2 separate regions of the Homo sapiens genome follow, and region 2 is linked to region 1. The links are chromatin contacts, found by Hi-C or POLR2A ChIA-PET in ENCODE. All regions are on one chromosome and are shown on one strand. Each heading gives the region's core, a stretch centred on a gene start or an enhancer-like site at or near the end of the contact. The rest is flanking DNA. Distances are from core to core; before and after follow the strand shown.

What was found. Hi-C counts contacts between places; a loop is a spot of excess contacts on that map. ChIA-PET counts read pairs that join two places held with the same protein, here RNA polymerase II (POLR2A). Pooled maps may share reads with other maps.
Region 2: a loop to region 1 is called in a pooled map, with 4 times the contacts of the local background. The contact joins the promoter of ERVK3-1 here to the promoter of ZNF419 in region 1. A Hi-C loop is called at or near these places in 1 of 168 maps with a recorded cell type or tissue (naive thymus-derived CD4-positive, alpha-beta T cell) and 8 of 50 pooled maps. POLR2A ChIA-PET finds 5 or more read pairs at or near these places in 2 of 52 experiments (A549 and activated B cell).

What each region holds. Positions count from the first base shown.
Region 1 is chr19:57,485,319-57,492,132 of GRCh38, forward strand. ZNF419 (zinc finger protein 419) reads left to right here and starts at 2,432. Exons shown (of 5, transcript NM_024691.4): 1 at 2,432-2,665; 2 at 4,829-4,867; 3 at 6,153-6,279; 4 at 6,795-6,814. The coding sequence starts at 2,633. RefSeq lists an enhancer at 2,220-2,720.
Region 2 is chr19:58,299,317-58,306,626 of GRCh38, forward strand. ERVK3-1 (endogenous retrovirus group K3 member 1) reads left to right here and starts at 6,061. Exons shown (of 4, transcript NM_001396080.1): 1 at 6,061-6,129; 2 at 6,772-6,900. It overlaps ZNF8-ERVK3-1 (ZNF8-ERVK3-1 readthrough (NMD candidate)), which reads left to right. Exons shown (of 7, transcript NR_144447.1): 5 at 6,772-6,900. ZNF8 (zinc finger protein 8) reads left to right here. Exons shown (of 4, transcript NM_021089.3): 4 at 1-3,475. RefSeq lists enhancers at 5,783-6,052, 6,267-6,767.

The sequences.
Region 1 (6,814 bases), core at 1,182-3,681:
CTAACCTTGGGGAGGGCAGGAGATGTCATCAAAATTTGTTTAGTTGGTTACAGCCCTCAGCCTTCCCTCATTCCCTGCAGCTGCTCATGTGTTGAGGGTTGACTTGTGATTAGACCCTGAGGTGCATCTGCTTTTCATGCCATCTTGGATGGGTTAGACTTCCCAAACACAGAGGAATGTGCTTGCTAGCCCTGAAGGAGATATGGCCAAAGGTAGAGTCTTGGACTCAAACTTTGATGTTCACACTCCTTATAGACATGTAAATATTCCTAAAGGTTGGAAATAAAAATAGATTCCAGAAGTTAGAGAGAAAACATATAGACCCGGCATATGTTGCTTTTAAAAAATAAAATAGCTTCATGGGATTTTTTTGTGAATTCAATGAGATATAAGTGAATTTCTTATGTAGATAATGATTTTACCTAAACCAAATAATTAGATAGTCTACTTGGTCCTCACCAGTCATGTTATTTGCAATTCTACATATGAGCCTGCTTTAGTGGGTTGTCTCTTCCTGTGATAAAATTAAAATGTCTACATATACTCTTTATTTCAAAACTATCACACAATTCACTACAACTTTCAAAAGAGGTATAGTTTGTTTTTTAATTAAAACCACATCTGTGAAACAACCAGTAGTGATAAAACATAGTTTCTTTCTTTTTTTTTTTAATTTATTTTTTTGAGACAGAGTCTTGCTCTGTCACCCAGGCCGGAGTGCAGTGGCACAGTCTCAGCTCACTGCAACCTCTCCCTCCTAGGTTCAAGTGATCTTCTGCCTCAGCCTCCTGAGTAGCTGGGATCACAGTCACCTGCCCCCACGCCTGGCTAAAAAATATAGTTCCTAGGCATCCTTTCTTTTCACATCACCTCACATGCCTGATACACCCCATTAAGCTAACATTTGCATGACATTTTTGTTAATCATTTTGATAATCATTCTATAAATGTCTTTATAGTTTTACTACATACATATATTTTCCTAAATGATATACTGTTTCTTATTTCCAGATTCTGAATTTTCTATACATTTTACACTGTATGGGTGACTAGATTCTATAATATGTTTTTTAGGTTTGTCCACAAAGGTTCCTGTCATGATGGTAAGCTAATTTCCATAATCTATTAGATGATTAATCCAGAATCTGCTCTTCTAATAGATGTTCTCAAGGAAGTGAAACATTTATTCCTGTGCTTGGTTTCAGAAGGAGGATATTATTTACATATTGTCCCACTCCTGTCATGGACTCATCTCTCCTCACTCTCCTCCTCCCCTCCCTTCCATATGCCACATAATGGTCTAACTGAAATAACTAATGCCATAGCTGCCATGGAAGGGGTAAAGAGCTTGTGTCTCTCTCTATTCTACCATGTTCTCAATCCCAATATTGACTCCCCTCCTCCTTTTCAGAGTCAAGTAGTACTGAACACCCAGTTCCAGAAAGCTCCAAGAAGGAGGGAGGGCTTCATTTTCTCTTGTCCTCATAAGTCACTCCAATGCTGTGTTGAAATTGATCATTATTCAGCCAACAGATGGAAGGGGCAGGAAAAGAAGTAGGGAAATTAGATTGACACGAGGGGACTAGATTCAATGGGAATGGATGTAGTGGGACTACACATAATAAAGGGTTGACATCTTTTTTTTATCAATAGTTGTGTGTTGTAAACAACAGTCTAGCATTCTACCCACCTGTGAGGAACTGGCTTTATATTTGGAAATGGAAGAGCAGTGGGAACATGGAGCATAAAGGGATGAAGGAGAGAAATGGAGGGGGAGTTGCCTCATGGGTTTGCCGCCTATTGTTGTGCCTGTACACCAATGTTGGGTCTTTGAGGAAGGAAGGAGCACAAATGAGCATGGGATAAAGGAGGAAAGTAAATCCTTGGGCTCCCATACTCTCTCATCACCTACATCCAGAATTCAGAGCCTTTTCTTATTGTCATACATCAGGCATTGCTTGGCCACCGTTAATTTTAATATTGGGTGTCCTTTTGTCAAAGGAAATTTGGGGATCTATACGTGGCTCTTCCCAGAGAAACCTCTTTACTGTGGCCCTGAAGATCCTCTTCAATTCCTTCAAAAGAAGGAAAGATTGGGGTATCAGCTGCAGGAAACTGAAATCCAGGCCCATCTCCAAAAACAGCAGTTTCTGGATGAGTCCGAGAGAAGTTCTCAACCCTAATTTCTCCTCCATCTCCTATTCCGTTATCTCCATCTCCATCATCATCTCCATCTCCGTCTCCATCTCCATCATCATCTATCATCTCCAATCTCCATCTCCGAAGTTATGCCCACTTCCTGGAAGTTTGGAGGCACGGGAACTACATTGCCCAAAAGGCGCAGCGCCGCGAGGCGGCGATCCCTGACCAATGAAAAGAGGTCTGCCCGAGCGTGCGACACGCAATGGGCGGGACTTCCGGCGTCTCGTTTGGTATTCACTTTCGCGACTCAGGTGAACTAACCTGCGAGAAGCTGGTTGTGCGCTGAGGCGACCAGCGCCGGAAGGCACGGTGGCGACTCACGCTGTTCTCGCCGCTCAGAGGCGGGTCTGAGGCTCGGTGGCGGCGCCCAGGGTGGCCCGGGCCCTTTCCTCGGTCATTGTCTCCCCTCCAGCTCTACTCACAGGCTCCGATGGCGGCGGCCGCCCTGAGGGACCCCGCTCAGGTGAGCGCCGCGTCCTCCTGGCCTCCCCCGAATCCTAAAGCCCTGTGAGGGCCGCCTGCTCAGGTCCCCGGGTGCAGAACTGTGGGGCGTTCGTGCGCGGCGTCCCGTTTCTGACACGCAGTGTGATGGGGTGGCAATGGAGGGCAAGGGGCCCGGCTCGCAAAGATGTGAGGCGCATTCAGCGAGTCCCGAACCTGAGGCCTCCTGGTGTCTGTAGTGGGCAGCTTGGGAAGGGACGAGGCGCGTGTCGAGCGACAGCCCGAGCAGCTGCGCTTTCATCCTGAGGGGGCCACAGTGGCCGCGGAGGGCTGGAGACAGAAGAGTGACAAGATCTGTTTCTCAAAGTTTGCCAAAGGCCCTTCAAGTCAAAACAGACTGGGGTGGGGGTGAGGCGGGTGAAGACAGACCTGTGAGTAGGTAAATTCAGTAGACTAGTGGAGAGTCTACTGGGACTGGGCCACAGAGGAGGGGAAGTGATCAGATCTTGGATGGATATCAAAAACTGAACAGACAGGAATTCCTGTTGCATCAGATGTGACTGAAAGAAAGGGAATGAAGAGCCATTCTGGATTTTTATTTGTATTTTTGTTTGTTTGTTCCTGAATATCAGGAAGGATGGAGATGGGTAAGGCTGTGCAGGGAGTAGGTTTTGGACATGGTAATCCTGAGATGACCCAGAGTGGAGGTGTCGTGTCCACATGGGCAGCTTGCCCACTCACATCTGGAAGTTTGGGGAGGGATCTGGGCTGGAGATATGGTAGATATGGGCTGGTTGGGTAGAGGCCTGGACTAGGGTAAGTCCTGGGGCTCCTATTTAGGAGGGAGAATCTTAAGGTTCCCTTTCAGATGGGCCCTAAGGTGAGAGAAGGGAGAGATGGCCCTGTAGGACGGGGCTGCCTCTATAGCATGGAGTTTTGTGGTCAGAAGTGGTTCTGTCTGGTGTCTGCCGGAATGGAGGGTTATAGAGTATGAAGACCCAGGACTGCATGGAGACTGCAGTGTTGAGTAGTATATAGGTTTGCCACTCCAGGCTCAGCAGTTCCTCATGTACAGTCCGTATGGACAAAAGGAAACGTCAGCCAGGCTGCTGGAGCAGCCCCTTTGGTGCCTAAGTTTCCCTAGCCGTCAGCACAGGAGGGATGATCAACTGCTCCAGTAGAAGGGCTCTCAGCAGGATGGTCTTCAGGGGAGTATATAGCAGGCAGCCAGGTTGCCAAAAGGAATGGTATGTGCTCAGGTTTCTCAGACCCAGGTCCCAGTTTATTAACTTGTGAATTTATGAGGTAAGTATTTAAGCACTAATTGATCATAGTTCATATACACACAGGGGCAAATAAAACAACACGGATTTATTAAGTTAAACTGATGTAAGCACTTCATAATTGGTTGTAAAGTTAGTATACTGGAAAGTATTTGATTAAAATAAAGCACCTTAAGTATCACATTCTTAATTTAAAAGTAAGTTTAAGAAACCCATATTTTCTTTTTCTTTCTTTCTTTCTTTTTTTTTTTTTTTTTTTTTTGAGACAGAGTTTCGCTTTTGTTGCCCAGGCTAAACTGCAATGGTGCAATCTCTGCTCACTGCAACCTCTGCCTCCCTGGTTCAAGCGATTCCCCTGCCTCAGCCTCCTGAGTAGCTGGGATTACAGGCATGCACCACCACGCTCAGCTAATTTTTATATTTTTAGTAGAGACGAGGTTTCACCATGTTAGCCAGGCTGGTCTCAAACTCCTGACCTTAGACGATCTGCCCACCTCGGCCTCCCAAAGCATTGGGATTACAGGTGTGAGCCACTGCGCCTAGCCAGAAACCCACATTTTGAAAACCTACCAGTTTATTTGCGCTGAAAATGTTGACAGAAGCATTAATTATGTGTACAGTAAGAGTTGATACTTAGTCCTAGACACATAAGAATGAGTTTGATACAAACAATCGTCCTATTGAGTAAATACCATTATTATTGCCATGTTGCAGATGGCAACACCAAGGCACAGGGAAGTTGAGCACTTTTCCAAGGGCACACAACAGGTAAGAGGCATCACTAAGAACCAAAGCCCAGATTGTAGATAGTCAGGCACACCTGACTCCAGGCTAGACGAGTGGGCTTGGATGATCCTTTGGCAACATCACTGTCTGGTTCTCATAGTCTTGATTTTCCATAGGTTCCTGTGGCTGCAGACTTGCTTACAGACCATGAGGAGGTAAGTGGAGGATGTCTCAGGTCCTCACACTCCTGCACTCCTACCTACATGGTCTTCAGAATTATGGTGTCTTGAGGCTCCTTGCTGGCTATTCTCCCTACCCTTCCATTTGAGTTCCCTGGAAGATGGTCACACACAGTCAGGGCCCTGAGTCCAGACTATATATTATTTTTATTATTTTCTTTTAAGACAGAGTTTTGCTCTTGTTGCCCAGGCTGGAGTGCAAAGGCGCGATCTCGGCTCACTGCAACTTCTGGCTCCTGGGTTCAAGCAATTCTCCTGTCTGAGCCTCCCGAGTAGCTGGGATTACAGGCATGCGCCACCACACCAGCTAATTTTGGATTTTTGGTAGAGAGGTTTCTCCACGTTGGTTAGGTTGGTCTCAAACTCCTGACCTCAGATGATCCGCCCGCCTTGGCCTCCTAAAGTGCTGGGATTACAGGCGTGAGCCACCGTGCCCAACCCAGACTATGTATTCTATGGAGAGGTTCTCATTTCTGGCAACCAATGACAGGAGGTTTAGAAGGCATAGTGATCAACATTAGAAAATACATGGAGGTAAGGTTGAGCTGGGAATGCTTAGACAACCTCAGATCTCCATTATGTCTGGGGGAAGCATCAGCGGGTATAAGGCCAACATGAAGTGATTGGCTGAGGAGCTGAGCTGAGGTGTCCTGATATGTGTGCAATTCCAAGTAGCTAAAGATGAAGCAAGAAAAAGAGCCAAGGAGGGAGGCCTTCAAAGTGGGGCTGAGGATTGGCCCTGGCAGTCAGTGCCATTGGGGGTCTGGGATGGCACGGAGTTCTGATTGCATTTGGTAAGTGCCCTCTGGATGCCATGTGTAGACTGGCATGTGGTGACACTAGGGGAAGCACATGAGGTGATGTAGAGGGTAGTGGTTGTGGTACAAAGTATGTGCACATTCTAATAAGTGTAAACAGATGTCCCCAGGACCTTGTACTGGGGGCTTCAGGGAGAACACTGACACAAATTTGATTGTATTTGAGAAACACAGTCTAGGGGATCCAAGGTAAATTGTCTGGCAAGAGAAGAGTAGGACTCTGCATACCATGCCCAGAGCTGAGATGGACTTTATCTGCCTACCTGCCTATTGTTGCTCAGTGGGAGCATGAGGAGAGAGTGGGCATCAGTGGCTCTGGGGCAGGGTCTCTCCTCTGAGATGGGGATTAAGGAAGAGGGTGAGCAGGGGTGGATGTTTAGGCAGATGCCTAAATTTCCCAGTAAGGAGGCTGCAGATAAACTCTACTCTGTCCATCTTAGCAGGGCTATGTGACCTTTGAGGATGTGGCTGTCTACTTCTCCCAGGAGGAATGGAGATTGCTTGATGACGCTCAGAGGCTCCTCTACCGCAATGTGATGCTGGAGAACTTTACACTTCTGGCCTCTCTGGGTAAGGTTCTCACACCCCACCCCAGCATCCTGAGCTGGGCTCGGCTTTTCCTCCTTTTCCTAGGGAGAGGTCTGTTCTTCCCAAAGCTGAACTGTGGGCACTCATTCCTTCTCCAGTATCCTGAAGTAGCTATTGTAATAGGCCTGGGCTGTGTATACTACCACCTTCTCTCCCCAAGCTGCCCCACAGCTGTGCAGGAAAGGGTTTGGGGGTCAGGAGTCTTGCAGTCAGCTTGATGGATCTTATCCCTGGTGGCCTCTCTGTGGCCTGGTGACACTGTGCAGATCTGTGGTAGTTCTATTCCCCTACATTCTGCCTGTCTCCTCTAGCCAACATACCTGGGTGTCGGTCTGTGCCAGCAATTGAGTCACCAATGTGATTGCTGTTTGACTGTGTTGTTCCTGCAAGACCCTCCTCCAAGGTTCTTTCTGTACTATTTTGTTTTCTTTCCTGTGGTCCATGATGAGATAAGTCATTCTGGCTCAGTGCTGCCACTCACCTGTCGTTTTCCTTAGGACTTGCATCTTCCAAGACC
Region 2 (7,310 bases), core at 4,811-7,310, 820 kb after region 1:
TTAGCCAGGATGGTCTCAATCTCCTGACCTCGTGATCCACCTGCCTCGGCCTCCCAAAGTGCTGGGGTTACAGGAGTGAGCCACCGCGCCTGGCCCCAAAACAGCAATTTGAATAACCATGTTGGAATGGTTGAGCATTGGAACGCATTAGCATCAGAACTTCCCGTGTCAGGCCAGGCGCGGTGGCTCACGCCTGTAATCCCAGCACTTTCGGAGGCCGAGATGGGCAGATCACGAGGTCAGGAGATCGAGACCAGCCTGGCTAACACGGTGAAACCCTGTCTCTACTAAAAATACAAAAAATTAGCCTGGCGTGGTGGCGGGCGCCTGTAGTCCCAGCTACTCGGGAGGCTGAGGCGGGAGAATGGCGTGAACCTGGGAGGCAGAGCTTGCAGTGAGCTGAGATAGTGCCTCTGCACTCCAGCCTGGGTGACAGAGCTAGACTCCATCTCGAAAAAAATAAAAGAACTTCCCGTGTCCGTTTTTGCTTTTTGGATGCTGGGAGTGTCACAACTCAGCTATCCAATCAAGGCAGAGCTGGCCTCCAGGATGCCAGAGCCAGAGCTTTGTGGTTCATCTCTAGAGGTTCAACAGGACCCTGTGGATGGCCCAAGTTCGTTTCTCTGCACTTACCTCTTCGGGGTTGTCCTCAAAACGTTGCCGTGTCAGCTCTCACTTTTCACAGCAACTCTGGCCTCCTACCTTGGACTGCGCCACTTCTGTCTCCTTAGATAACCTCCATTCGCATAGCTAAATGCTGCACCCTCCGACACTGCCACAATAATAGTTCTGTGAGTTAGTACCATTTTATAGATAGGCAAAATTTGGCACAGGACAAAAGTTAGTGGTAACTAGAACAAAAGTAACCAGCCCAAGCTAGGAAGTGGTGGAGTTAGAATTTGATGTCAGCACCCAGCTGACCATGGCTTAAACAGATGAGGCTTTGTTCAAAGGCTGTCTTTTCAGTGGCTCAGCTGTGTCACAGTCGATGTTTTCTGCAATCTCTCAACCTTTCCATTGTGGTCATGAGGAGACTCCTATGGCTCCAGCCATTGCATCCACAGTGAAGACTGAAAGAAGGGGGAATGGGCAGGCCAACACTTACCGCTGATGGTGTTTAAAGGAAAAACATTCCCAGAAGCCTGCAGCACATGCCCCCCTTAGTCTCACTGGCCACAGATGGGTCAGGGGGCCACCCCTAATAACAACGGGGCTTAGAAACCTCGTATTTACCTTTCTAACCTCTGTGGTGGAGACAGGTGGGAGAGAAAAGTCCTGGGAAGTGGATGATGGAGGCAGCTAGCCGTAGCTGCTGCTTTTCTCTTCAAGCTCTTGGGAGAATTGCTTGTGCTCCCTATTCCCTTGGTGGATGATGGAGGCAGCTAGCCGTATCTGCTGCTTTTCTCCTTCAAGCTCTTGGGAGAATCGCTTGTGCTCCCTATTCCCTTGGTGGCAGCTCACACCTCAGACCTGCTGTCCGCCCCCACTGCTTCACAGAACCCACTGCAACCACTGTCCAAGGTACTACCTCTGGTGTCGTCTCTCTTCATCCCCAGGACTGTGAAGCCTGCTAACCTCTTTGCAGAGCTCCATCTCCTTGCATTGTGGGGTTCCTTCTAACTCTTCAGGGACTTCTCAACCTCCCGTCACCCTTCCTAAATGCTGGGGTCCTAGAGTCCACCTTGTGCTCCACGCCCTCCCCAGGTGTCATCTACATCCCTAGCTTTGTGCTGCTCACCACCAAATCAGTCTGGTGCTTCTGAGATTTGGGCTTCAGACCCAAACAACTGCTGTGTGCTACTGGGCAACTCCCCGAGGTGTGCCGAAAGCTCCCCAAACCCAGCCTACCCCAAACAAAACTCATTTTCCACCCAGACTAGTCTCTGCTTCCCTGATCCCTTTCCTGGAGGCTGTTTCCACTTGCCATCCCATCATGGAAGCCAGAAAACCAGTCTTCTTGACCTCTCCCCTTCCCCACTCCATGGAGTTAGAGGTCCTGTTGATTTTGCCATGTAAACATTTCGGATTTGCTTACTTCATCCCCACTGCCACCAACAGTGCAGGATGGCCCTAAGAGGAGAAGTAATGTGCTACCAAGTGGCCCAGCCAGAGTGTGAACCAAACAGTCTGGTACCAAAACCCTATTCTGGATCATTCCTCCTTTCTGCTCCACCAGCAGTTTGGGGCACAGGCTTGGGAATCCAGACAGGAAAGCTCCTCCCCTCTGAAGCAGTGGGACCAAAAATGACAGCATGGTTCTAGACAGCTCTGGAAGTCAGGCCTGTGATTGCCTCATTCCCTCCACCTTGGCCCCCAAAATGGCCAGTCCTGAAGGGGTCACAGTTGATACTTCTCTGAGGGGGCATGGGGTTGGCTGAGGTTATAGCAGCCCCACAGGGTGGTAAGCTGGGATGAAGCAATCAACTGGAACTCAACAAGCCTTGAGTTCTCAAAGGGGGTGTGGGAAGGTTCTTATACATCTTCTATGAAGGGCAGTTTATCAGTCACTAAATTACAAATACATAAACCCTTTGTCTCACCAAACCTGCTGGGAATGAATCCTACATATATATTTATATGTGTGCAGGCTACATGGTTTTCATTATGCTATTGATTTTAAAAGTAAAAATTTGGAAAGAACCTCCATGTCCACCATGGGGAACTGGCTAAGTCATTTATGGTGGAATGGTGATCATAAAAATTCATTAAAAATGAAGACTCTATATACAGCTTGAATATTCCTTATCGAAATGCTTGGGACCAGAAGTGTTTCAGATCTTTGCATATTTTCTGTTTCTCATTTCAGTTCACATTTTCTAAGCATGATATTCCTACTGATTTCCTTGTAGATATTTTGAAACAGATAAGAAACTCCTCCGTGGAAATTACTGTTAACTAGGGAAAAGACATGTTTTTTTCTGTTCATAAAAGTAATGCGAGTTCTTTGTAGCAAAACTTGGAAAATGCATAAAAGTAAAAAAAAAATGAAAACTTGTGTAAAATTCCTCATACTTTAGCCATCCATAGATGGTCCTTACCATTAGGATTTTACTAATTTTCCTTGCAGCTTTTTCTTAAAATATACACGTGTGTCTACACATACATAGTGTACACTAAATTTTACATACACACAGAGGAATATATATGTGTATAGTTATCTTGTGTTTAGAAATTTGGAATCCCTTCTAGTTGTCTTGTAACATGTGCTTACTCTATTTTGAGGATTTTCTCTATGAATTTCATGTAGCTCTTTAAATTAACTTTCAGGAGGATTGTAACAATGTGCTCTCCACCCAGTATTTTACCAGCCTTGAGTTTTCTCAAAGGGGGCATTGGAGGGGTTCTTATACATTTACAGTGGGAATGTGAATTGATACAACTTCTGTGGAGGGCAGTTTATCAGCCACTATCTAAATTACACATACATAAACCCTTTGTCTAAGCAAACTTGCTGGGAATAAATCCTACACATATATTTGTATGTGTGCAGACTGTTTGTACATGGTTTTCATTATGCTATTGATTTTAAAAGTCAGAATTTGGAAACAACCCTCCATGTCCACCATGGGGAACTGGCTAAGTCATTTATGGTGGAATGGAGATCATAGCCTTAAAAATGAAGACTCTTTATATACAGGTTGAGTATCCCTTATCCAAAATGCTCAGGACCAGAAGTGTTTCAGATTTCAGATTTTTGAATTAGGGATCCTCAAACTATACTAATGTGAGAAAGAGCTCTAAGATAGTTAAGTAGATAAAAGCAAGGTGTCAAACTGTAGAGTATGTTTCCATTTATGTAAAGAAGAAACAGGCTAGGCAAGGTGACTCACGCCTGTAATCCCAGCACTTTGGGAGGCCGAGGCGGGTGGATCACCTGAGGTCCGGAGTTCAAGACCAGCCTGACCAACACGGTGAAACCCCATCTCTACTAAAAATACAAAAGCTGGGTGTGGTGGTGCACACTTCTAATCCCAGCTACTCCGTAGGCTAAGGCAGGAGAATCGCTTGAACCCAGGAAGTGGAGGTTGCAGTGAGCCAATATTGTGCCATTGCACTCCAGCTTGGGCAACAAGAGCGAAACTCCATCTCAAAAATAAATAAATAAATAAGAAACATTTGTTTATATGTACACACATAATCTCTGAAAGGGTAAAAGTGGCATACTGGTTGGCCAGAAGAATTGGGAGGACAGTGATGAGGAATAATTTTCACTCTTTATCATTTTATATTTTTGGAATTTTGAAACATGTAAAATTATTACCAGTTCAAAAAATAAATTTAAACAAAAATCTTAACTGTTTCAAATTAAAGTAAGTTTGATAATTTCTTTCATTGTTTACTGTCTGCATCCCCCATACAGTGTTCACATGAGCAGAGAGTGTGTGTCTTGGTCATATTCATACTTGTTCTATATATACTCGTGTGTGTGTGTGTGTTCAGTTGACAGAAACAGTTGAGTGTAAAACAGCTTCAACTCGATGATACCAAAGATACAAGATAAAGGTCCCTGGAGGGTGGCTGTAGCGCACACATACATTTCCAAGTTACTTTGTTAAATTTCCTGTATCAATGAGCCCCAATTATGAGAGCCCCCTACATACAAGTTTTAGCCAATAGCCAAGTCCCCCATTTCCAGTGTTATCTTCATGTCCTCCAAGGTATTCAAGTTGTTTCTGCAATGGGTAACTGGGAAGAAATCAGCATCCAGTCTGAAAAGCAGTCTCCCATAGGTCTTTTGTAAGGAGATCCAACATGGACATCTTCCAGAATGCACTGTACAACATGGTAGCCACTAGTCATGTATAGCTATTTAGATGTAAATTTTTTTAATTAAAAAAATTTTTCATTTATAGCAACAGGGACTCACTGTGTTGCCCAGGTTGGTCTCGAATTCCTGGGCTTTAGTGGTTCTCCCACTGTGGCCTCCCAAAGTGCTGGGATTACAGGCGTGAGCCACCATGCCCGGCCCAGAGCTGATAGAATTTTTAAAGTCCCCCTGTGATGATCTGACTGTGGTAGGAGTAGGGAGGTGTAACCCGAGTCAGTATGCACATTGGGAGCCTCCTCCACTAGGTCATACAGGCCTTCTGCGTGTAGATGGAATTATCATGTCCCACACTGTACCCCGGCACCTCCCTCGATTAAGGTGATTTGCATCATGCAGGGCCTGCCTGTTATCAGAGAGTCTCCTGGACATACAGAAATAGGAATGTACAGGGACTGCATACACCTGTTGCTCAATTTCTAGCTAAATGGCTGGAGGTGGGGGATAAAGAAATGGCATTCATACGGTGTAATACTAGCCATGTTTCAGAAAGTTTTCAAAAAATGTTTAGTGGAGAAATGTGCAGGGTCAGTGGAAGAAAACCTGTAAAATTATATTATGATTGTTTTATACTCTATACGGACAAGCCTAAATTGGAGGGCATTTTGGAAAACTCGCTTGGATACATGAAAACTGCCAAGATCATTATAAAGAAACAACAGGATCCATTCTAGATTGAAAGCAACTTGAAATGAGACAGTAGAGTGTAATGCGTGTTTAGTTTGTGCTTGAATAAAAGACGAAAACTACGTAAGACATTGGGACAACTGGAGAAATTAGCATATGGGCTGGGGATTGGGTACAGGCTTCAATGTCGTTACTTGGGTGAGTTGAAGAATGTACGTGTTCTTAGGGGACATCTGCTTAAGGATATACAAGGTTCAGGGGGGAAAAATATCTCCAAACGATATACTTTTATATCTATGTGTGTACATGTGTGCGCGTAGAGAAAGAAAAAAGTACATACGCTGTATATTTCAAAGAACATATAAAACCATGGATGTCAATATACTTCCCTTCCGGTGCGCTGCCTGCGCAGAACCGAGAGGTTCTGACGATCCGCAGCTCCCACGCTCCCCTTCCGGCCCCGCAGCGCTGTGAACTCCATTTCCCAGAAGGCCTTGTATCCCGTGCATGGCCGTTTCCAGGCAGGAAGGCGAAGGGCCTTCTGGGAGGTGAGGTCCTGGGCGGCCGCTGGCCACCAGGCGGAAGTGCGTACCGGAAGTGCCGGCGGCAGTGTGTAAGACGCTCACGGGCGCGCGGACTATCGGGCGGCTAGGCTCTCTGAGGAGGCTGCCACAGTGGTGAGTGGTGTGTGGAGGAGAGGCGAGGGTGATTGTGAGGGATGGAGAGGCGCCCGTGGCCTAAGTGTGCTGATGGTGGGAGTGAATGAGTGGACGGGTGGGACCTGTGAGGGGAACGCGACCCCGGGTCGGCGCGGGCAGAGAGGCGCGCGGTGCGTGAGGGCGCGACCTGCCATGTCCTGCCGGGTGTCACCGCTTATGCGCCCGTGGGAGGGGAGCATTCTGTGTTGGAGGCAGAAGGAATGAGGGTCGTGACCAACTCATTATACCACTGGAGGCTCTATGAGCAAACCGCAAACTGTTCTCATGAAAGCAGGATGTTGGTAAACTGACAAACTGCGTCTGCCGCCAGAAGGAATGCTGGGGGCAGTCATGTCCCAGGTCCCCTGCTCCTTGAGGTTATCTACAGGAACATCTGGAACCTGCTGAACAAAGAAAGCAGTCATGTGGGCCTGTGTTAAATCAAATAGCTGACCGTCAGTTACCCTTTCCTCCCTATTCAGTCTACCTAACAAATATGAAGGGCTGTAAAAGCTCAGGGCCCTGTTCCCTAGAATCTAGGAGCCCCCTGACCCCTTCTTTCAAACAGATCCTTTTGTCTTTGTCTTCATTTCTGCCTTCGTTCTCCTTCGTTTGGTCCAGAAGCAACCGTGACAAGTGGTGCCCGACCAGGGACCTGAACGAGGAAGGTCTGCCAGAGCAGAGAAAGTGAAACTGATCAGACGAACTACGAACCCCTGGACGGGAGAGTCTGCCGGCGGAGAATATAAGGTCAGTTCCCTGAGAAGGTATCGGGAGCGGGAGGTTTCTGAATCAGGGTAACATGGGGCAGAATCTGTCTGTTGAGGAGCAACATTATGTGCAGCTGCTTAAAGTTTTACTTAAACAATCTGGTGCTCGGGTTAGTTCTCAAACATTAAGCTTCTGCAGGAGGTTATTACACATAACCCATGGTTTCTGCAGACAGGTACTCTTGCTGTGGAAAATTGAGACTGAGTAGGAGAAAGATTGAAACGAGCTCATCAGAAAGTTCTTAAAGTGGATCCTTCTATTTTCTCTGCTTGGGGTTTGGTCTGTACTGTCCTCCTGCCATTGTCCTCTTCTTATTCTGCCAGACAGCAGGTGCTATGTTCTGAATCTCAAAAATTGAAAGAATCTTTTGTCTCACCAGCAGCGCCCAT